Linked DNA regions of Mus musculus: all the other regions are linked to region 1. A link is a loop called in an ENCODE intact Hi-C map of the cell type or tissue named here. Cell type or tissue: left cerebral cortex. All regions are shown on one strand.

What was found. A loop is a pair of places that touch in the nucleus more often than their neighbours do. Peaks named below come from ENCODE experiments on the same cell type or tissue, not always from the same donor. Only the 100,000 strongest peaks of a DNase experiment are listed, where the experiment ranks them.
Region 2: it touches region 1 in a loop (4-fold over the local background); 2 of 42 quality-filtered maps call a loop at or near these places.
Region 3: a loop joins it to region 1, with 3 times the contacts of the local background. A loop is called at or near these places in 2 of 42 quality-filtered maps.

The regions. Positions count from the first base shown.
Region 1 is chr1:32,499,718-32,507,717 of GRCm38, reverse strand. The region is part of intron 6 of Khdrbs2 (KH domain containing, RNA binding, signal transduction associated 2); the gene reads right to left. Among named protein-coding and RNA genes, the nearest start is that of Gm9839, 17 kb to the left of the region's middle. In left cerebral cortex, no CTCF peak of the experiment used is centred here; DNase peaks (open chromatin) are centred at 738 and 4,155; H3K27ac peaks cover 1,678 bases.
Region 2 is chr1:32,629,734-32,637,733 of GRCm38, reverse strand. All of the region lies in intron 7 of Khdrbs2 (KH domain containing, RNA binding, signal transduction associated 2), which reads right to left. Among named protein-coding and RNA genes, the nearest start is that of Gm24732, 65 kb to the right of the region's middle. In left cerebral cortex, no CTCF peak of the experiment used is centred here; DNase peaks (open chromatin) are centred at 2,280, 2,838, 4,145 and 4,836; H3K27ac peaks cover 2,405 bases.
Region 3 is chr1:32,343,301-32,351,300 of GRCm38, reverse strand. All of the region lies in intron 3 of Khdrbs2 (KH domain containing, RNA binding, signal transduction associated 2), which reads right to left. Among named protein-coding and RNA genes, the nearest start is that of Gm25814, 130 kb to the right of the region's middle. In left cerebral cortex, no CTCF peak of the experiment used is centred here; DNase peaks (open chromatin) are centred at 2,926, 3,642, 4,078 and 4,477; H3K27ac peaks cover 1,787 bases.

The sequences.
Region 1 (8,000 bases):
AAACATAGAAAACAAGATGCTATTTTGTTTAAATATTATGATACAGTTATTTATGCATTATAGTTTTCAATACTGTATTGAAATAAAGTAAATTATAATTATACTTTGTATTGAGTAATGTATCTTAATTTTAAACATATACTGAATGAAATGTTCATCATACAAAATATACTATGATCATTTAGAACAAACTCTATGAATTGAATGAGTTGCAAAAGTGTTTCAAGTTTTATTTTTTGTTTTACAAAATTAGAACTGAACAATGGTGTTTTAATGCGTTATTTGAAAAGGGGCTTCAGTTTGGCTTAGGAATACATAACAAGGATCTGATTGGTTTGGTTGTAGGAAGTACGAATTTCCTTTTTTCTTTATTAACATATGAGAGCCTTATCACTTTCAGCTTAAAATTCATTCACTTAAACAATTCTCTTCTTTCTATCACTTGATGGACAGAATTTCTGAGTTGAGTAGTATTTTGCTTTTCATTTCATTCCCTAACAACTTAACTCATTAAGCTATGTATGTATGCTATTCAGTAACAAGACACATAAATCAGCTAATTTTATGTCCAACACTGCTACAATGTATTTTAAGCATCATCAGAAAGTCTTGCTTTTGCTGACTTCACCCTAAGTAAGCACAGCTCTCCCATACATTTGTACGTTGGATGCTTTAGCATTTTTCTCCTTATTGGAGTACTCCAGGCACACTTGATGAGACTGCTAAAACAGCTGGCCAAACACCTGCTGCAATAGCCGTTCCTAGAGTTGAGTGCAGCGGGTAACTGCTTCAGTATCTTCACATGCTGGGCTACAGAGGTCAGATGCTGACAGCTGAATACAGAATAAGGCAAGAGGTCCGAGGTGTATGCCTTTTGAACAGACTTCATTCTGATGCAGATGTCCCTGTGCCCACATTTCCTACACCACTGTTTACACAACGGATTCATTCCTCTGCATTTATTTGCTTCTATATCCAAAACCTGAAACCCAAGCATGCTCATAGAGTTGCTTAATAGATAGGCAAGTCAAGATGCAGGTAGCAGTGCTGGATGTATTTTAAGATTAATGCTTCTGATATTTCCCGTTTACAAATGAAGATAGATGTACCAGAGTTTACATTTGAATACGATGTTCTAGGGTTTCAATACTATCCATTCTTCAATGAGTTTTAGATGATGTTTTTACTCTAAACCATTTTCCGAGTGACCAAAACCTAAAATCCCTGGACTCATTAAAACCCAGCTGTCATTTTTTCATATTTCTCTAATTTGTGTTAGAAGCTTTGTACACCTTATTTCCCACTCACAGCAAAAATAGGATAAAATTTTTATTTACATTTTGAATTTACATCAAGTACATTGAAGGGCAGTTAGGAATAATATGCTGTATAAATGTGAGTAGTTAAGATAATAGATCTTATGAGGAATTTTAATTTGAAAAATGCAGCAATTTAAGACAGCAAATCAAAACAACCCTGAGATTCCACCTCACACCAGTCAGAATGGCTAAGATCAAAAATTCAGGTGACAGCAGATGCTGGCGAGGATGTGGAGAAAGAGGAACACTCCTCCATTGCTGGTGGGATTGCAAGCTTGTACAACCACTCTGGAAATCAGTCTGGTGGTTCTTCAGAAAATTGGACATAGTACTACCAGAGGATCCCGCGATACCTCTCTTGGGCATATATCCAGAAGATGTTCCAACCGATAAGAAGGACACATGCTCCACTATATTCATAGCAGCCTTACTTATAATAGCCAGAAGCTGGAAAGAACCCAGATGCCCCTCAACGGAGGAATGGATACAGAAAATATGGTACATTTACACAATGGAGTACTACTCAGCTACTAAAAAGAATGAATTTATGAAATTCCTAAGCAAATGGATGGATCTGGAGGGCATCATCCTGAGTGAGGTAACCCAATCACACAAGAACTCGCACAATATGTACTCACTGATAAGTAGATATTAGCCCAGAAACTTAGAATATCCAAGATATAAGATATAATTTGCTAAACACATGAAACTCAAGAAGAACGAAGACCAAAGTGTGGACACTTTGCCCCTTCTTAGAATTGGGAACAAAACACCCATGGAAGGAGTTACAGAGACAAAGTTTGGAGCTGAGACGAAAGGATGGACCATCTAGAGACTGCCATATCTGGGGATCCATCCCATAATCAGCTTCCAAACGTTGACACCATTGCATACACTAGCAAGATTTTGCTGAAAGGACCCAGATATGGCTGTCTCTTGTGAGACTATGCCGGGGCCTGGCAAACACAGAAGTGGATGCTCACAGTCAGCTATTGGATGGATCACAAGGCCCCCAATGGAGGGGCTAGAGAAAGTACCCAAGGAGCTAAAGGGATCTGCAATCCTATAGGTGGAACAACAATATGAACTAACCAATACCCCCCCCCCCCCCCGGAGCTCATGTCTCTAGCTTCATATGAATCAGAAGATGGCCTATTCGGCCATCAGTGGAAAAAAGAGTACCATTGGTCGTGCAAACTTTATATGCCTCAGTACAGGGGAATGCCAGGGCCAAGAAGTTGGAGTGGGTGGGGGAGCCTGTGGGGGACTTTTGGGATAGCATTGGAAATGTAAATGAAATAAATACCCAATTAAAAAAAACAAAACAAACAAACAAAAAAGAAACATAAAACATTTTGAAAACTTAAAAAAAAAAAAGACAGCAAAGGGAAGTGCAGACTTCCTGGAATACACAAGAGCAAGACACACAGAGATGTTCTAGTGATGGGTTTGGTTAACTATGATGCCTTTGTTGGTGAAGCCATCCTTATAGTTTACCTCTGGAAAGACTGAAATAATTTCTGCCGACTGATAGAGTCATACATATGGATGATCTGGTAGAAATTAACCAGTAAGCATTTAATTAACTGATGATTTATAGCGTATCCTAATGCTGCTTCAACAAGTTCCTATAAAAAGTCTCTTAGCTTCTAAGTTTTCTTCAGACCTGAAAGGCACCAGTTCCCTCATTAGTTAATGTGTGAAATTGACTCTTCAACATCCGATTAGGTAATGTTTGCCTAAGAATAATAATTTACTTATTTACAATTACATTTTAACACTGATACTTTATTTATTTAAATATTTTCTCTTTTTAAACATCACTCAGTAATTTTATACAATGAAATTTGTTCTACTTTGAATGATTTTGTATATATAAAAAAAATACAAGATACGCCATTAAGATCCTTTTGCTAATTGGAAATCTCTTTAATGAGTAATAAATAATGAATACTTTCAGTTTTACTTTAGATTATTAATAATAACTTATTTTAACATTAAACTCCTGGGTAGAGAATATACCTGCCCTTAATAATGATGTCATTAGACTTCAGTAGTCTGATGAGTAATAGCCCTCAGGGAATATTTTTAAGCTAAATCTTTCCCAAAGACATGGAATGGGTGTTCAATGAGATTCATAAAACATTATTAATGCACATTACATGCCATGATCCAGCCTCTACCCAATTTTATAGTAGATAAAGATCTCTTAAGATCTCCCTTGTGCTTCAAGGTTTATTAGAAATAATCTTAACCTTATGGCAGAAAGGGGTTAGCATTCTGTGCAGTGGATGCTGCAGGATACCATGGTTTATTTTTCATGATGGAGGTTCCTGGATATACTATCTACATTACTTTTGACCAGGTCACCAGTATATCAGTTTGCTAAATATGTCTTCGATCTAGATAACACAGAAATATTCTATACTAAGACTTGTAGAAGCTCCTTCTAAAATCTATGCTTCCATGCCTAGTAGACTAGGCTTTATTGCCATGAAGTTTGTGTCTAATCTATATTTGAACCTCTCTAACTCCACATCTAACAGTGGCCTGTTTGAGCTGCAACCTCCTGTAGAGAAGCATGGAGATCCGAATCTGTTTCATGGGTTCACAGGGAACATGAAATAAAGTCAACATGGATGTCTCGTCTTACGCTGGAGAAGCTTAGGCCATCCATTCAGCGTATAACATGTTTTCCTGGGCAGTGTTTGTACATACTTTAGCTTGATTGGTCTCTGCTCACTGACTTCCTTCCTCCCTTTGGCCCATTTCTCTGTTCTCTGCTGTACATTTTTATATCCAGTACCCACACCTCCTCCGGCTGGCTTTCTCATATTCCACCCCCCTTTTGTTAAAATATGTTTTTTTCCCCAGTCATATGGGTACCTTTCTGGTTTTCTGGGTTTTACCCAAGTTTCTCCCACTTGGATACATACACCTAACAATTAGAAGCTTGGATCCATACACGATAACATATGGTATTCATATTTCTGCGCTTGGGTTAATCTTGTTTCCAAAAATGTTTTCCAGTTCCATCTATTTTCCTGTAGATTTCATTCTCATTTCCAGCTGAATAAAATGCTATTGCTAACATTTTAACAGGACCTATTTAAACTTTCTTTTTGACCAACTTGAAGTTACTACTGTTGATCTCAACTAAGTGAAAATATGAGAATTGAATAAAATTATAGTCATTTATATTACAATGCAAAGGAAGAGCATTATTGATTATCATCAGTACATCATTAGCAGGATAAAAGTGAGTTAATTAGATCTTAAAAGCTTCAGATAGTATATATAGTTTATTATGCCATGTGATTCTGATTAAGTATGTGAGGGTTATTTAAAATAATTTATATAAGGCACTCTTAATAGTGGACATGAGATATCTCTTCTTTGATAGGATCATTCCAAAATTTAAAGGGTATCCATAAGTGAATCCAACAATGGATTACCTCAACACCAATAGTCACATATATGACCCTGGTTAAACTCAGCAGGTCACAAAGTCAAACAAAAATACACGAGCATTGGAAAAAGATCTGCGGTAAGCAATCAGGTTAATAGGGATGGAGGAGGTTAAGAGAGAAGTATCAGGATATAGTTCATACATGTATTAAATTGTCAAAGAACACATTAACAGGAGCCTTATTTAAAACAAACAAGAGTTGTGTTCCCTAGACAAAATGAATTATTCCAATGTAAGGATCTTGATTGATTTCTGAAGTTCAGCTACCTAGGAAGGAACGTGGCTGAATCTAGTAGTACCAACTGTTTAAGGATGACTGAGGCAGGGGTAACACTGAGAACCAAGAAGATCATAGACTCTCCCAAATAACCACAAAGAAGATTGTGCCATATCTACCAGGACTGCTTATCAGAAGATGGTAAACAACTTTCTAAAAACTATAAACCCCACCTAAATGATACTTTCATCCAGTCTCCACCACAGAATTCTAAGGAGCTCATGGTGTCCTCATATCCAGTCTTCCCCAGATCCTTCAACAAGGTCATTTACCTCTGATGTATTCTTTGTTTTCCTTCTTTACATTGTTGTAGTCAGTGAACTACTAAAGTATATGTATTTTCTTTCTTTGCCTAAAATTCTGTTCTGGTACAATAAAAAAAACAAAACAAACAAACAAACAAACAAAAAAACAAACCAAACAAAACAAAACAAAAACAAAAACGCCCCAACCAGCCAACCAAACACAACAACGACAAAAAACAAACCCAAACCACACCAAACAAACAAATAAAAGCACTATCCTACTTTCTACGGTTGGAGTGGGAATTTTCATGCCATAAGGTAGGATACTATCTTAAGGAATATTTCATGTTGATCAACTAAAAATGAAAAATCTCATAAGATACTGCATTTAAAAACAGGGTTTTTAACAAAGCATGAGGTGAAATGAGATCTTACAGGCAGGTTGAATATAGTAAGACTGATGTCATCATAAGCAGAAGAAATTAGGACCTAGACAAAATAATGGAAAAAGACAATGTAGACCCCAGAAGGAACCTCTTGGAAGTTAAGGATTGAGGTTCAAAAGACCACCAGCCTTTGGAGGTCTTCTTCATCTCTAACTGTACTGCTTACAGAATCAATCTGTGGTATGTAGTAATGATCACCCCTAAGCACACTAACGTAATTGTAATGAATGAGGAATTTGAGTCTCATTCTACATATGCAACTATGTCAAAGAATTTTGATATAATATGTATTTTTATAGACAAGATTAGAATATTAATATAGATCCTAGAAAAGTACTGTAATTAGTATAAAGTTATGAAAAGGTCTATTTCATCTATTAATCAAGGAAATGTAAAACAGGTTAACATTGACTTTCACACTAATTAAATACATTTTCCCCTTTTAATGATTTCAGATAATACACACTGCAATCAATGAAGGTCAAATCAATCAATGATAGCAGTAAATTTGCTATCCTTGGGAAATGATTAAGGGAATGATAAGAAGAGTTAACATGAAAGTGAAATATACTGTGTCTCTACAAATTCAGGTAGAGAAAGGTATATGAAAATCACCTAAAAATTAAAGTTTGGTATTTATAATAAAATAAGGTAATGAATACAAAAATATACTACTATTCAGCTGTAAGAAAGAATGAAGCCATGAGCTTTACAGCCAAATGGATGAGTTATATTACACTGGGTGAAGTATCTCAAATCCTAGAAGACTAACCTAGATATTCCCTCTTATTTGTGGATCCTACTTCCAAATCTTCAGAGGTGAATATATAACCTGGAGTAATCACAGAATCCAGAAAAGAAGAGAAGGATTGTAGGGTGGTGGGGCTGGGGGTTGAGACTTTGGATTAGAGAGGAAAATAGCAATTTGTGGGTGCTATGAAGGTGAAGATGAGAAAAGAATGGGGGCATAAATGAGGAGAGAGGTAGCCAGAAGGAGAGGGAGGGAGGAAGGAGGAGTAAATAACATTAAGAATATTTGAAAAAAAACCCTCCAGGAATATTACTATTTAATATTTACCTAAAAATAAGATGTGTACATGCCCATACACATATATGTGTGTGATGATGCTTCCTCCCCAGGGCGTATTCTAGCTAACAAAAGGCAACTTTCAGGCATGGAAAATCTCTTTTTGAGCTGTTGGTCAGTTGAATCCAGGACCGCCCATACTACAACATGAATTGCTGCAGTTGCCCTTGGATGCCTCCTAGAATTTGAAGGTAAATCTCTCCTGTTGAAGTCAGTCAGCACTTGCAGAAGTTGAAAGGGAACTAACTTAGGTACCTCCTTCCTGAGGTCTAGCTCTTAGCATGTTAGAAAACACTAATTTTCCTAGAAAGAAAAGGCAATCAATAGTCTTACCAAGCTGTGACATCAATTAACCCCAACAAGGACCAGCATAGAAAGATAACCCTAAAGGCAGAATAGTGACATTTATATATGGTAATAACCAATAGCTGTCTGATTTAACTTAACACCACTAACTAGGAGGAAATGCATGCCTAGTTCTGTAAACCTAGCCAACGACCCAAGACTGCCAAAAATATGAAACCTAAGGGAGAACCTACAACTCCCACTTTCCTAAACTAGAATGATTCCTATTTCCATTTGTAATATTCATCTTAGGCACACAGGTAAGTATAGCTTTTATTCTTCACACACACACCAAAATTTCCTTTTGCAACAGATGGATATTATTGTAGAAAGCCACAACTGTTCAGACTGTAGGGAACAACTGTTCATTGTGTACATATATTGGCTAGTTTTATGTCAACTTAACACAAACTAGCATCATCAGAATAGAGAATGCTCCAAAATATTTGTTTGTGTACAAGGCTGTAGGACACTTTTAAACTTAATAATTGATGGGGAAGATCCTAGCTTAGTATGGGTGCAGTTAATCCAGGGATAGTGGCCCTGGGTTCAGCAAGAAAGTAGGCTACACAAGCTACAGGGAGCAAGCCAGTAAGCAGTACTATGTTATGGCTTCTCTATCAGCTTCTGCTTCCAGGTTCCTACCCTGCTTGAGTTCCTGTCCTGACTTCCTAATGAGATGAATATATACTTTCTTCCCCACGTTGCTTTGCTTGTGGTTATTCACCACAGGAATAATAAACCAAACGACAATCAGTACATCTACAACGTATATCCTATACCAAAGATTCAGGGAAAATTGAGGATAAGGA
Region 2 (8,000 bases), 130 kb before region 1:
GTTACCTCCTGATTCTGATGGGTATTCCCATGTGTTCTCAAATTGGGGCAATCTTCTATTATTTCCTGTATTAAAAATGAATTTCTTCAGTACAGCATCAAACTGTGCAAACCTTTACTAGATCAAGACTTACTTGCTACCAGGTTTTTAAGCAATGATTTCCTGTGTCTATTCCTTGTATTTTCCTTGTGAAGCCATCACTGTCCCTGCACACTCATCTCCTAAAGTAGTCTTTCAATTTCACTGTCCCCAGCCATTTAAAGTAATGACATAATGACCACAAAGTTACAATAATAACGTAATAAAAGCCTGGCAGCTATGTGTATAGATATGTTGTCTATTTTGTACAAATATCATAATAAAAAGGAATGAAAATATCCTGATGGGAGTTACAGTACAGCAGAAAATCAATTAAACAAGTGTGAAATATTCTTTCCATAATTTTTTACTTGCGGAATACTAAAACCTTCAGAGTTGGTAGGCATTGCCCAGGTCAGAAGGAACAAGGGAGCCAAAACTCAGACAAGAGACTGTGTGGCTTCTACTGTTGCCCCAAAGTATCCAGGGAGTCAGTAGGTAGAGTAGCCACCCAATATTTGGTCTGGGGTAAGAAATGGAACAAATGTTTAAGAATCTGTCTTTGTGTGATAAGAAGTCTAAATGTAACCAGAGAATCAATAGAATACACTACATGATATAAGATAGGGCTGTAGACAACAAGAAGCTACTCTAGTTGGATTTTGTTTTTATTTTTGTTTTGTTTTGTTTTGTTTTGTTTTGTTTTTTTGTTTGGTGTCATTTGTGTTGAGAATGTGATAGTGAATCTCCCTCTCAAATTGTGAGAAATAATGGGTAGTGAACAGCGACTTATGTGTTGGAAGTCAACATTTAAAAATGTATTAACCATTTGTGGGGCATTGGGCTATACACAGTCTGGTCTCAGTCAAGCTGAGATGCTGAACCCTGGGACCTGGTGGTGATAATTCACCTACACCGGATAGAAAAAGTTCTCTCATGTCTCTTGGAACTCTGGCTCCTGTCTAAGTTACTGCCCCCTACAGCCCCCACAAGAGAAGCATGGTTAGGGTAGGCAATGTCCCAAGCTTTTAACCTTCAAGCTAGAATCCTCCCCAGTTACCTAGCAACAGTAAAGATAACAGCATACCATAAGAAGGGCTATTTGGCCCCTCCTCACTCTCTTGCTCTCTTGCTCTTACTCCTCTTACTCCCCTTAAACTCTTCTCTCCTCTCCTTTCAATCTCTCTCTCTCCCTCTTACTCTCTAGCCTTTCTTCTGTCTCTCCTTTTCTCCATCTCTCCTCTTGGCCACGTGGCTTCTCTCTCTCCCTTTCTCTCTCTTTCCACCTTCTCTCCTTTCCCTCTGCCTTTCTATAATAAAGCTCTAAAACCATAGACTGTCTCTGTTCATCAAGGCCCGCTGTGCTTACTCTAGACTGCGTGGGAACCTCTCTCTCTCTATGCCCTCTCCCCCATAACCCTGGGGCTACAGGGTGTTGCCCCAGGGCCCCCTGGTTCCAGGGGCTTCCCCTTGCCCACCCCTCATTGAGTGGGGTCAGTGGCTTAGATGCCCACCCGGGGCTTAGTGGAAAGTGTCTGGCAGGCCTCCCACGTCCATCTGCCCAGAGCATAGGAGGAACTCTGATCGGACATGGGCTATTCTCCCTTCCCCTTCCTTCCTCTATACCCCTTTAGTTCCCACAATCATCTATTGTTTTTAACACACTGGCCTAAAGGAAAATTTCAACACAAATGTTGATTGATTTCCTTATATGTTTTTATGAATATGTCATTTTGGAAAAATCATTTAATCTCTTTGTACTCCAGTGTTCACTTTTATTGGTAATAATTTTATAACCCTCAAGTATTAAGGGCATAACCTCTGATAACTCTGGAAAGTGTCCACAATATATCATGTGCTCGACTGCTTTTAGTGAAAGATCCTCCCACCAATGAAAGTATAGCCACATGGCTTGGTTTTTTAATATTCATAAAGGTTGAAGTGCCAAGGAGGATATCAGGTTGAAATATTCTGAGACATTAAATAGCTCTACATGCCTCCCTAAGTTTCATTTGATGGTAATCAGTGTTCATAGGATGAAATATAGGATGATTATTCATGAGGTAAGTGACATATTTGTTCTGCTTATAGATTAAGGATCAAGACAGATGATCTATGTAAGGCATCCAGTGTAGAATTATTATCAGCTTGGCAATGATCGTCATTACATAAAATGGGTATTTTCAGAGTGTTGCATATCAAGCAGTAGAGAAATAGATTTCTGTGAGCCACTGTTTCCGGATCTAACACCACTCAGACATTTCTTCAACTAAAATCCTCTTACAAGGCACTATTTTATCCTCTACTCCCAATTTAGTTCATTATCTTTGGCTTGTTTTGACCCTTTCTTGCATAACTGAAGTGTGAGAAAGTTTATAATGAGAACATTAATCTTCTGTTTAGTTGCACAAAATTATTATTAGAATGTAGCAATTATTTTCAGAAATAAGACCATCAAATGACTGATTAATTAGGGTGCGTGGCACATGGCATTGTTAAATGAACTGTTACAACTACATAGAATTTACTGAACTCTGGCTTGAAACAAACACAACTTAAAATGCATACACATATTTTTTTTGTTGTTGAGTCATATTTCATATGTTTCAATAGGATTTCAGCGCTGTACACATTGGTATTGTTCCTATTTATTTAAATATAGTAGGTTACTCTGAGACTGCAAACAGTGAGATGCTGTGGCCATGTTGTAACTGTGATTCATATTATTCTCCATTCAAACCACAAGCGCATTCTCTCCTGTGCTGTTTAATGTTCTCAATCCACTTGCTCCCGATTCAAGAACTATTTACACACACCATAATTTGGAAGTTAAACACACATGCATAACTGAGTCTGAGAAGGGAACATATACATTTACAAAAGGGATTCTGTTTTGACGACATGTGAGGCTACATTCATCACAGAAACAGCATGCGACAGATGCCAGGCAAGTCTTGTACTGTTCATGAGTAAAAATATCGTGGAACATGTTTACTGTTAAATATTAGAAGTATGTAGATTTCGACCGGAGCCTAGCAGAATAATCATCAGAGAGACCAGAGAGACATTGTCCAGAAACTGATGGGAACGGATGCAGAGTCCTAAAGCCGAACAGAGCTCTGGCAGCTCCGCTGAGGATGAAGAGGGACTATCAGAAAACCAGAGGGATCAGGGACCCAACAAGAACATGGCTCACAGAAAAACTCAACGGGAATCATGGGGGCTCTCAGAGATCAGGGAGTCTATAGGGGTCTGACCCTGGTCCTGTGTGTAAATGTTATGGCTGAGTAGCTTGGTGTTCTCGTGGGAATCCTAAAAGTGGGAGCAGGGGCTGTCCCTAACTCTTTTGCTTATGTGTAGGCTTCTTGTCTTCAAACTGGGTTGCCTCATCCAAACCTTGATGTGATGATATATGCCTCGTCTTATTGTAGCTTGTTATGCTGTGTTTGATTGATGTCTCTGGGAAGTCTGCTCTTTTTTAAGCAGATGCTGAGTGAAGGAGGGGTGGGTCTGGGGGAGAAGGGAGGTGGGAGGGAGAGACTGGAGGGAGGGGAGCGAGGGGAAACTGGTTGAAGTACAAAATATAAGAGAAGGATACAAACATTAAAAAATAAAAAATGTATATAGACTTCTTGCAAAACAGCGAGTCAGAATTTGAGCTCTGTGACTTCTCGCACCACTGCCGCAGCATGTTTAAATAGACTCCTTCCCCTTTTAACACCCGTGGTACCCATCAGTGGTACCCATACACAGTGCAGTGCAGAAGGAAGCCATAGTTCTTTCCTAACCACATGCCTCTGACTATGGTAACCTTAACTCTTTGCACCTAAGAAGCTTTCATCCTCCTCCTAGGATCCAGGTCAACGGTCAGCTTCCCTCAAAGGGGTCATCAATGGCTCTCCTGTCACACTTGCTTTCTGTAGGATTGTTCTCAGGGTTCCACACAGAGTACCTCCCCACATCAGATCTCTTTTATTTTTCAAAGCTCTACATCGTCTATGGCAGTGACTCTATTAATACCCTAATGTGTACAGCACTATGCTAAAATGAAGATTCACACTCTGATTCAACTGTCCTTGGCTGGCGTACAGACATTTACATTTCACTTGCAGTGATTCTGATGTAGAGGTCCAAGCCACTCTTTGTCAAACTTTGCAAATGCAACAATACCTTGACTCTAGCTGCATAGGTATCAAAAGATGGCCTAGTCGGCCATCAATGGAAAGAAAGGCCCATTGGTCAGGCAAACTTTATATGCCCCAGTACAGGGGAAAGCCAGGTCCAAAAAATGGGAATGGGTAGGTAGGGCAGTGGGGGGGTGTGGGGGACTTTTGGGATAGCATTGGAAATGTAATTGAGGAAAATACATAATAAAAAAAAAAGAAAAAAAGAAAGAAAACCACACTAACTGGGAAGATGCAATTCCGAGCTACACTTCTGTTTCTAGACATCTTGCACAAAGCAGAGCCTCTAGATGGTGGCCTCATTAGCACTGCTGAAGGATGATGCCTTTGGAAAAGCTGATGTGTTCCCTGCCAGGCCCCTCTGCTTCTCATTTGTTCCCTTCTCGGGTCTCAAGGAATTCAGTTTTATTGAGTATTGGATAGCCGAATTCCACAACTATTTATGTGAAGTAAGTTTGGAAAATTTAAAATTCAAACACTCTGGAATTTCTCATTTTTAATTTCAAATCCCCAGACTCTGAAGCCAATTACTCCTTCACAAGTTCTCTGTCAGAAATAAGCAGGCTGATCCCAAGCCAAAGCAACAAGAAGCTAGTTATGCCTATTTATAATTCACTAGGCATGGTTAATGACTTGCATGCAAAGTTATTAGCATGTATCTTGGGCACAGATGTCACTGAGGGCATTGTGTAATATGCTGTACGCACATTACTTTGACTTTCTAAAATAAAATAAATTCTAAATTTAAATCATCTGGTTCACTGTATTGCAACTATTGGATGAAAGCCTATGCTTGTTTTAATCCCTGTGTGTGGTATGTGTGGATATAAGGTGTGTGTATGGGTGTATGTATGTAATATATGCATATATAAGTGTGTGATATATTTATGATGCATGTGTGTGATGTGTGTTTGATAAGTACGATGTGTGGATGGTAGTATGTGATGTGTGTGTGTGTGTGTGTGTGTGTGTGTGTGTGCATGTGTGTGATGTGTGTAATTTGTGTACAATTGGTAGTGACACATCATGCCATTGCCCTCAGTGGAGCTCAGAAGGTCAGCTTGAGTACTGTTTTTGTTTTTGTTTTTTTTTTTTCTTGTACCTCCACGCTATCCTTGCACATGTCAGGGTAGATGATCCTAAAGCTTCTAGGCTTCTTTTCCTCTCCCTTCCATAACAGCACTGGGATTTCACATACAATGTCAGGCCTTTTCATGGATTTTGGACATCCAGCCTCAGGACCTCATGCTTGTGTGGCCATGTCCCCGGTTCTGATAGTTTGTCCTAATATAAGGTACTCTTTTTTCCCTTTTTATTATTTTTCTTTTGACATATATATGACTGTGTACTTTTAAATTCATAAATGAAAACTATATTTTATAGTATATAACATATTATTTTATTCATGTATGGATACAATTATGTATATGTATCCATGATGGATATATACAGCTTAGAATTATATAACTATTAAATGAGAATTACATAGATATTATTTTAAGTGTTAATTTTTTTTGGTAGTCATAACACTTAAGCATTTATTTAATGTCTTCTATTATATGTGATATGATTAGCAACTACAGACATTGTGAGGCACAGTAAGTGTTTCTAGTGTATTTTTTGAGAATATTTTCCCTAGTGTTCATGATCTCAACATTCACAGATGGTTGACTCTGCTTACAGTAGTGGATATGAATTCCCTCCCTCTGAGTGGGCCACAAGTCCAGTTAAATTAATCTGTTAGTTACCTCTAAGATACCAGTGCCACTATTGTACCCTTGGACACTTTCAGCCATGTTGGTCACTGTCATTTGTGGGTTAGGACTATTGCTTGTGTTTCTCACCTGGAAGCGTTCACAGCACCTCTGCTGTGATGAGAGGTGGTCCTCAGAGAGGAGATGTAGCTAAGTTCCAGTTCAGTACCATCATGTGTCCGTTTGTGGAGACCTCAGCAGTAGGGTCTTAGCCTCATGTTCTTGTAGGCAACCAAGGGCAAAGGAATGGACTATATTGTTTTGGAGGAACTTTTAAATTCCCCTGTGCAATAATTTTAAGAGAGGTTTCCTGTGCTAGGGACTGGGGTTTTGAGTAGATAGTCTGTGTCCCTTTGATGAGGCAACTGTCAAACCAAGTAGTACGGCTTTATTTAATATATATGGGATATATAATTCATAATGTATGTTTTAAATTATATAGAGAGATTATACCATCAGTAGTTTTCCCTGTTCATTTTCCTATTTCTCCCTTCATAGATCTTGTATCATGCTAACTTCTAAACATGTGGAGTTATGGTCAACAAATAACAACATGCAACACTCATCGTTCCTCTTCTGAATGACCTTACTCAGACTCATATTTTCTGCTTCTACCTCTATACCTGGAATATGTCATCGTTTCATTTTTCTTTATAGCTGAATAAAATTACATCATATATACATGCTAAATTTTCCTTATCCATTCATCAACCAAAGGGCATTGAGGTTGTTTCCATTTTCTAGTTATTGTAAATAGGCCAAAAATGAACATGGCTATAATATGAGCATAGCGAAATATATTGAATCCTCTGGGCTTATGGTACAGATTAGTAAGTATAATTGATCATATTGTAGATTTACTTTGATGATTTTAAAATCATAACAAAAAAGAATGTTTTGTATTTCAGTGTATCATATCGGTTTAATGCAAAACATTTTTAAATTTAATTTTCTTTAATTTTTGAGAGTTTTATTATGTGTATGCAATGTAATTTGATCACATTGACTGTCCAGTCTCTCCCCAAACCTTCTCCCTCATTTCTCTTCCTCATTCCTGCACCTTAACTTTATGTCTTCTTCTTTATAAAGCACAGAGTGCTGCTGCCACATGCAGAAAATAGGACCATCCACTTGACAGTCTACCACAGACCATACCCCTGAAGAAAAAAAACTGACTCTTCCTAATTCAGCAGCCATTTTGTCCAACAGCTCTCATGAAGGGAACTTGAGTTTCTGAGCCTGTCATTCCATTCATGCTAAAACATCAGTTGGCTTCATCTTGTGCAGGTCTTGTGCAGACAACCATAGTTGGTGTGAGGTGACTAGAACAGTTCCATCATGCCCAGAAGACACAATTTGCAGTAGTCTTTATTTACCTCTGGCTCTTACAATCTTTTTTATTTTTATTCACAATTTTATCCCCAAAACAAAGATAAACTAGGAGATGGAGGCTGTAGGTTTCTTGAAAAATCTAGAACTGTGCCATATGCTTTCTTAGTCCTTGATAATGTTGAGCCTTTCTTATCATTTCAGTCCTAAGTACTTTATAATTGGATACTCTGGAAGAACATGTGGTTCTTCAGCAGTAAATTACACTCCAATCTCTTTGTCTTTTTCCTGGCTTAGTTTTACCCAGAAGTAAAATCCCAGCAGAGCATCAGTTCCTGAAAGCCTTATGGTATTGCTGCTTACTCTCCACATGAGAGCTCCTCAGGTTTTCTCACATTCTCTCATACTCTGGTTTCTAGAACATTAAATATTAACTTGTTTTCTCCCTGACCATTCACATACATTGTCTTGATCTTCACACCATCTTTTGCAGAGCATTTAGTGCCTTAAATGGTAACTCTGAGTGAATCATTAAATCCATGGCCTTGGGAGCAATATCTGTACATTGATTTTGCTTTTACACTCCACTTGTGTACAGTACTTAGAAAATAGTGGGCTTAATATTTAGTTTATTTCACAAAATGTTTATCGTCTT
Region 3 (8,000 bases), 160 kb after region 1:
CATACATGTGAAAGTGGTAAGCAATTTTTACTTATTGTTCGTTGCTAAACTGTGTATCTTGCTCTTTCATGTCCTTGTTCACTAGAAAAAATTAGAATCTAAAATCTTAACAAAAATAAGATTTAAAAATTTCAGATATTTTTTGCTGGCTATATTTCATACTTCTATTTTGGAGCTTAAAATATTTGACCTTCAGCTATTGCCCTTACTGATTATTAAACTGCCTAGTCTTTCAATGGAAGAAATGATCTCAAGTTGGATCCTGATATGAAGGGCCATCCCTCTGAAATAGGTAGATTTCTTGACTTCTATTATGACATGTTTCAAGCTCAAAAGGCCATTTGGTTCTCTTTTCTTTAACAACTGACACTTTTCTCACTTAACTAACATATCACGGAGATGACTCAATCATACCATGACATTTTGCCTTGTTGTAAGTTACTTAGACATGATTCAAAAGAGCTGTCTTTCCTACAGTGTTACCAACTGTATAAAGGCTTTCATACACATGAGTTATGTAAGATAAATAAAATGTTCCTGGCTCATGAGAACATAAGCAACTTGCTAGTCTTCCATCCTTATTTTTGCCAAGGTCACTGATGAGATAGCATGGTCTAAAAACATATGCCTTTCTACAAGTGGCCGTGGATCCCTTACTTATCTGCACTAATGATTTTCTGAAATATAACTTTTTTTTTTTTGGAATATGAGGATGTGTCTACAACTTTGATAATTTTTTTTTCTAGGTACATGATGTGCTATTCATGCCAAGTGTTGGGCCTGGGCTTTCTTCCAGGATATTTTTTTCCACTAGAAAGTCCATTGTTTTTCCTTATTTTGTATCTATACTTTTTATAATTCTTATGTGGTGGGTGGTGTCTTCTTGTATATTATATCCATTCATAAAGTTTTGTTTTAATTAATTTATTTATTAATAGTAATCTGTTTTATTGTGTGGGAGTATTTCTGGTTGCATAGATGCATTTATAGTACCATAAACTTCTAACAGTATACTAGAAAATTATATAAACAACCTGCTTAATAAATTAATGCTAAATTTTCAATTAATCTACTTGTTAGAGTGTGGAAATTTGTTAGTATCTTAGGTAATTAATAAGATGTTATTCTTAAGGCATAAGTAGAACATCTTGAAAGAAGAAAAATAGAAAAATAGTGTGAGTTTAGATATTTTCCTAAATCTTAATTGTTTTCCTTTAATACACAGTTGTTTATTTAAGGAACTAGATCTGAAAAATCATATTCTTTTTTTTTGGATATTTTCTTTATTTACATTTCAAATGTCATCCCCTTTCCCAGTAACCTCCCCTCCTGGAAAGCCCTTATCCCATCCATCCCCCCCTGCTTCTATAAGGGTGTTCCTCCACCCACCCAACCACTCCTACCTCCCTTTCTTCGATAACCCTTCACTGGGGCATCTATTGAGACATCATAGGACCAAGGACCTCTCCTTCCATTGATGCCTAACAAGGTCATTCTCTGCTACATATGCAGCTGGAGCCATGTGTACTCCTTGGTTGATGGCTTAGTCCCTGGGGGGTCTGGGGAGCCGGGTTGGTTGATATTATTGTTCTTCCTATGGAGTTGTAAACCCCTTCAATTTCTTTAGTCCTTTCTCTAACTCCTCTATTGGGCACCCTGTGCTCAGAAAAATAGTTGGCTGTGAGCATCCGCCTCTGTACTTGTAAGGCTCTGTCAGGGCTTCTCAGGAGACAGCCATATCAAGCTTCTTTCAGCATGTAGTTCTTGGCATCCACAATAGTGCCTGGGTTTGATAACTGTATATGAGACGAATCCCCAGGTGGGACAGTTTCTGGATGGCCTTTCTTTCACTCTCTGTTCTATACTTTATCTCCATATTTTCTGAAAACTCACATTCTTACCCCCACTCACTTACATAAGCCTTGAAGAATTAACTGATGACAAATTATTTCATAATCTTAAGTATAGAAATAGTTATGATTTATAGCTTTTGCATACTAAGTATGCAATCATAATTCTGATACCAGGCTTTTTAATATTAAAGTAGCAAAAGATTCTAACTAACATTTAAGTAGTAGTTCCAATAAAATACTATGGCTATGCCCAGAGAATGATTGTGAACAAAAGCATTAACCAGGGGCAGTTACTGCTTTTCAGTAATTTTCCAAATAATTTAAAGACATTCTCTTTGCATCTAGCATCCTTTGATGTAACTGTTTCAAATATTTTCTTGCTGTATAAATTAAACCTACTGTACATTATAAAAGTCTGAAATACTTTTGTGTAAATGCTATTGTAAGAAACATGGGCAGGTTTAGAAGCTAATTTTTAGTTCCCATCCAAAAAGTCATAGAGACCAATGTTCTCTGTATTAGTTATCTGAGCATCCATAAATAACCAAGTGGCTCATTAGCACTTGGTCTGAGGAACTCAGCACACAGTGGAAGATCAGATACCTAAGCTGCCAAGATAAAGCAAAAGTGAATTCAGCATATTAACAGAATTCTGGGGTTTCATTTTAAACCCTTCTACAATATTTCCACGTGAAATGTAAACTTATGTATGATATCAACATGGATAAAATTTTATTAATATTATATGGATACATTGTATTTTCTGTATGTATGTGAATATTCATGTGCAAATAATGTAATCTTGTGAAAAAATGAGGTTGAATGAAAGGGAAAGGATAGTCTCATCTTCAGCAAGTCCTATAACTTCCCCTAGTAACAAAAACTAAAATTAGAATGCCAGCAATGTTTACATAGCAGATTAGAAGAAAACAGCTCAATTTCTAAGTAGTACAGAAGAGAGAAAAAGAACATTGTTAGAACAGCCACACATGATCATCCCACCACTAAACTGTCAGAGCTGAGATATAGGAAACCTAATTCATCTTAGGATGCGAGAAAGGATATGAAGATTTCCACTATCCTTCCTCCACCTCCCTAGTGAGAAGACAGGGGCCTTGCTGCATCTGTTCAGGCTGACAGAATTCTTAGGTAAACACTCCCTAGAATAATGTAATTTTCCATACTATCAACTCTACAGCGTGGTTCTTGAGAAAGGGTTACATTTTCTTCTTCATTATAGATTTTAAAAATGTTACCTCTAATTACAGGAAAATCTTATGCACTTCAGAAATCAGTTTGCTATTCTATTTAAATTAATGAAGTAGCTTCATTTATCTAACAAATCTAGTCTTTCTGACAAGGGAATCAAAGCCATGATTGTATCCTAGGCCGTGGGGCTCTTTACTCAGGAAATTGCTGAGAACGTATCATCTCAAGCCCTTATTTCAACATGATTACTCACAGATAAAATATGAACTGATGATTTTCTTAGAAACAATACATGCTAGTAAATTGTGATTTACTAATCAGATTTCAAATATATAACTAATACCTCAGGAAAGCTTTCTATATTATCAGAAATTATACTCATGAAAAAAATAATATGAACATGGATTGTATGTCCTTATATCCTAAATTTGGATGAGTAATTCTTAAAGTCTCTACTGTGAAAATGTATTCTCACACTAGAATTGCATAAATCTGGGCAACTGTCTTATTTAAGTAGCCCGATATGGAAAGTAAATTGCTATCTAAAAAAAGAATATGTAGGAAAGTAGTGATGTAGCTACACAGTGGAGTTTACCCGTTGTTCCACAAGAACTCTTGCTATTCAGAAGATCACAGGAATGGAGAAACAGAAATAAATCTATTGTGTGCACTATAGAAATTAAATTAGGAGATCCTAAAAGAAACATAGAGAACAATGAGAAAACAAGCACTTACTGGGGCCTTCAGTGGAGGGAAACAGAAAGTATTTGAGATTAAAACAAAAGACTTAATGGTGATTGCAATGATACAAAAAATAACATTGCAGGCATTGGAATTCTTCAGTCAACCTTAATGCCTCGAAGATAAATTGCCCATAGTGACGGAATGAATGCAATCATCTGGTGACAAAGGAAAGTAAACCGTGGAAAGTAAACGTTTGAGGCTTGCACTATGGCTCAGTAGGTAAAATGCTTGTAGCAAAAACATGAGGACCTGAGACCACCCCAAGACACCAAGACCTAGAACTGAGATTCATAGCATACATCCAATATCCCAGCTTTGGGTGAGCCAACAGGTGGATCCCCAGAGTGACTTGGTCCAGCCAAAACAAGATCTAGGTTCAGTGAGAAATCCTGTCTCAAAAATATATGTAAGATGGAAAGAGAGATCTATAAAAGGTAACCAGCTTTGTTTTGCAATTTGAATAATATTGATAGCAATGTGTAATGATTCTTCATTGTATGTACTCTACAATATTTTCATCAATTTTTAATCTATAGAATTCTATACTGGTGACGAAAGAAAAATTTTTTTCTCCTAAAGAGACAACTTTTCTCTAGCAACAGGAGGGATTCCTGCAGAGCCCAGCTGCTGACAGACTTTGGGTGAACTGGAAATGCACATCCAGCTTTTTTGCAAGTGAAGGATCAGGTGCAGATGGTGCCAAGCTCTGCTTACAGGCTCCAGCAGCCCAAGAACTAAGTGTACAGCTCCCCTTTTCTAAGGTACACATTGTGATTAACAGGACAAAGGATGTACTGTGGTATTCTCAGAAAAAAATCAGATCTAAAAATTAAGTTCATAGCAGCCAGATCATGACAGGGAATAAGAGTCTATTTGATTTCCTGTTATCCAGGAACTAGAAATTATTTCTTTAAATAACTCAGATACAAACTACACACAAATGAATTTGCATTGATTTTTTGTTATCTATCTTAGATTTCATATTATATGAAATATTAAGAGAAAAAATCAGCTTATTTCTCCTATAATTTTGATTCTTTGATGTAAATATAGTAGATAAAATATGCTAATATTACAAAAACAGGTCTCAATGTTTTGGAAGCCCCCGTCCGTAATTAACCTTTTCTTCGGTTATACAGTTGTCTTGGGCAATTACCTAGAACACCCACATATACAGATTGGATTCTATCTTCATGTTTTCTAAATTTAAGATTGAAAATAGAAAGTACCGTATGTATGATGAAGCACTGACAGAGTAGTTAATTGCAAACTACCCATCAGCACTGGTGTGAAGCAAGAACTGGTTGACCAAATTTAATTTTCATGACCCAGGGTATGTTTAAACTAGAAGCAGGTCCTAGTGAGAGGCAGGTGTGTCTTAGTCACATTAGGGAATCTTCCTTAAGGTAAGTAATAACAGTTACAAGAAGAAGTTTCCCTGAATTTTATTTTAGATTATTATTACGTATAATCATCAGAAAAATTGGATAAAATCGTGGAACTATTACCTCATGTCAGGGAGTACATACCTGCTTTGTGTACAGACAGTTACATGGTTTGGCATTATTTTCTCTCCTTCACTGGAGGGAGTGACTATAGACTTTGATGAACCTGACTGAAGTAATCATGTTATCAGTAATGTCACCAAAGAAAGTAGCATTTCTCAGTCATTTGAGAAATAAGGATCTTGAGTATCTATTATTATTATTATTATTATTATTGTTGTTGTTACTATTACTTCTTCTTTTATCAGTTTATGAAACTGAAAAACACCTTTATGTTTTCAGTGTGTATGTGAGGGACATGCTTTTATACTACTGGAAATGTAACCTTTATGTTTTGTGTGTATATGAGGGACATGCTTTTATAGTTTTCAAAAGGTATCCTTTACATTTTGTGTGTTTATGTGTAGTACATGTGTTTATAATATAAAAATGTAATCTTTATGTTTTATTTGAATATGCAAGACATATGTGTTTATATTATAGGAAGCATAACCTTTATGTTTGATACATATCTGTGAAGTATATGTATTTATAGTATAGGAGAGTTAACTTTCCTTTGTTAAGTTTCTATTGTTTCCACAGAAGACATTACTAAGTCTGTGTCTTGTACAAGCTTAGCATTTTGTTTCAAATTTAAAAACACTGATTTCAAATTGCTTTAGTTTTTGAGAGTAAACTTAGTGACAGTTTTTTTTTGTTAAACTTTTATACAATAAAATTGAACTTAACACTACTCTTCCAGTATTCAGCCTGTTGCTTCACTCAGATAAAGGATCTAATATGAAAATCTAGGGAAATAATAGTTGAAGCCTAAAAATGAATCTTCTCTATAGGTTTTATAATGTTTGTACAAACCAGGGCACAAAAAGTGAATGATGTTTTTAAAGTAGACAAGGTTATAAGGTCCTTATAGGAACAACAACAACAACACAACAAAAAGAATGTATCTTTTATTGGCATTCAGGGTGCTCATCCTTGCAACTACCTGATAGGCCTTACATGGAGGACCTTGTGCACAGATGTCCTGCCAGTGCACAAGACACAGCCAGGTTGTAAAAGGCAAGTGCAAATCCACTGTGTTTGCAGCAAAATACATAAATATCCACATGTGTCCTTTACTTCACTTTCTTTGGTCTTTATGTTTTCTTTCCTTTGATCCTAGACCCAGAGAAAATTATTGTATGAGAGTTTAGTGATGCTGCCCATTCATTCAATTAAAAAGCTGGTTATTGTTCTGACTCTGCATGGTGTCTCTTTGTGGCATCCTTAAGTAAAGCAAGTTATGGAGTTCTTTAACCATTTTTTAGCCAAGGTTACCGAGTACCCAGTCATTGTTCAATTCTTCATGATAAGTATACTCAGCTAAGGAGTCTAATTTTCAAATATTTGTGGCTGATGTAATTCGTATTAATCAACCAGTAAATGACTTGTGAAGAATAAAAATAATAAGATGGTATCAGAATACTGAGTCAAATATTCATCAACACAAATAAAGAAACACAGAGGATGAATCTGGGCAGACAAACTCTTATGTTGAGCACAAGATTTTGCTATTGGGTTTTTCTCCAATGAACTTATCATCCTCTTAACTGAACCTCAACATGTCTCACATTGGTTCAGACCAGTTTCCCAAATTTCTCTCCAAGGAGCTTGGTTTATGTTAGGGTAAAGTTTCACCTCTGAAAAAGTATTTGATGGTATCTTCCTGAAAGCCTACAAATAACAATGAACTTTCAATCCCAAGATATACTAAAGGATTGATAACTAGAAACTTGAAAGGGGGTGGTCAGGAAGGGTAGGAAAGGAGGAAGAACAGCACTTATCCAAATGTAAGGCTGAGTGCTGGTGTTTGGCAGCTCATTGTGGGGACTGCAGTCAACAGGATGTTTTATGAAGAGCTACATCAATCTATATAAGTATTCCAGATTTAAAGAAAAATTAAATTAAGAAGATAGGACGATTAACTACCTCAGTTTCATAACTGATGATTGCACAGAGATATTGAGATATCAAATATTACATTACAGAAACATATAATTATAATAGCGATTAACTTTTAAAACTGTAAATATACACTAATATTAACCAATATATATGTATGTATTTTTGTCTGTATATGCATATGTGTGAGTTCCAGAGGATAAACTTGATTGTTGTTCCTCATGCATATTCCCCTTGGTCTTTGGGACATTTCTCAGTGGCTTGCAACATGCTAAGTAGCATATGCTAGCTGGCCAGTGAGCCACATGATCTACCTTTTCCAAGCTTGAGGGTAAAGGGTGGGTATTATAAGTACTGTTATTTGTTTTTCTGGGCTCAGAAAATCAAACTAGGATCCCTCATGCTTTCATGATAAGCAACTTACAAACTGACTTGTCTCACCAGTCCCATATTGAAATTTGTACATAACTCTCCCCATTTAGTTCAATATTGAAATCATGTGTGGAATTTAAAAAAAGATATTCTACTTAGCTAAAAATATTGTGGCTATTTGAGAAATTTTTCTTTTGATAAACCAGAGACACTGAAACTTATAGAGGAGAAAGTAGGGAAAAGCCTCGAAGATATGGGTACAGGGGAAAAAATTCCTGAATAGAACAGCAATGGCTTGTGCTGTAAGATCAAGAATTGATAAATGGGATCTCATAAAGTTGCAAAGCTTCTGCAAGGCAAAAGACACCCTCAATAA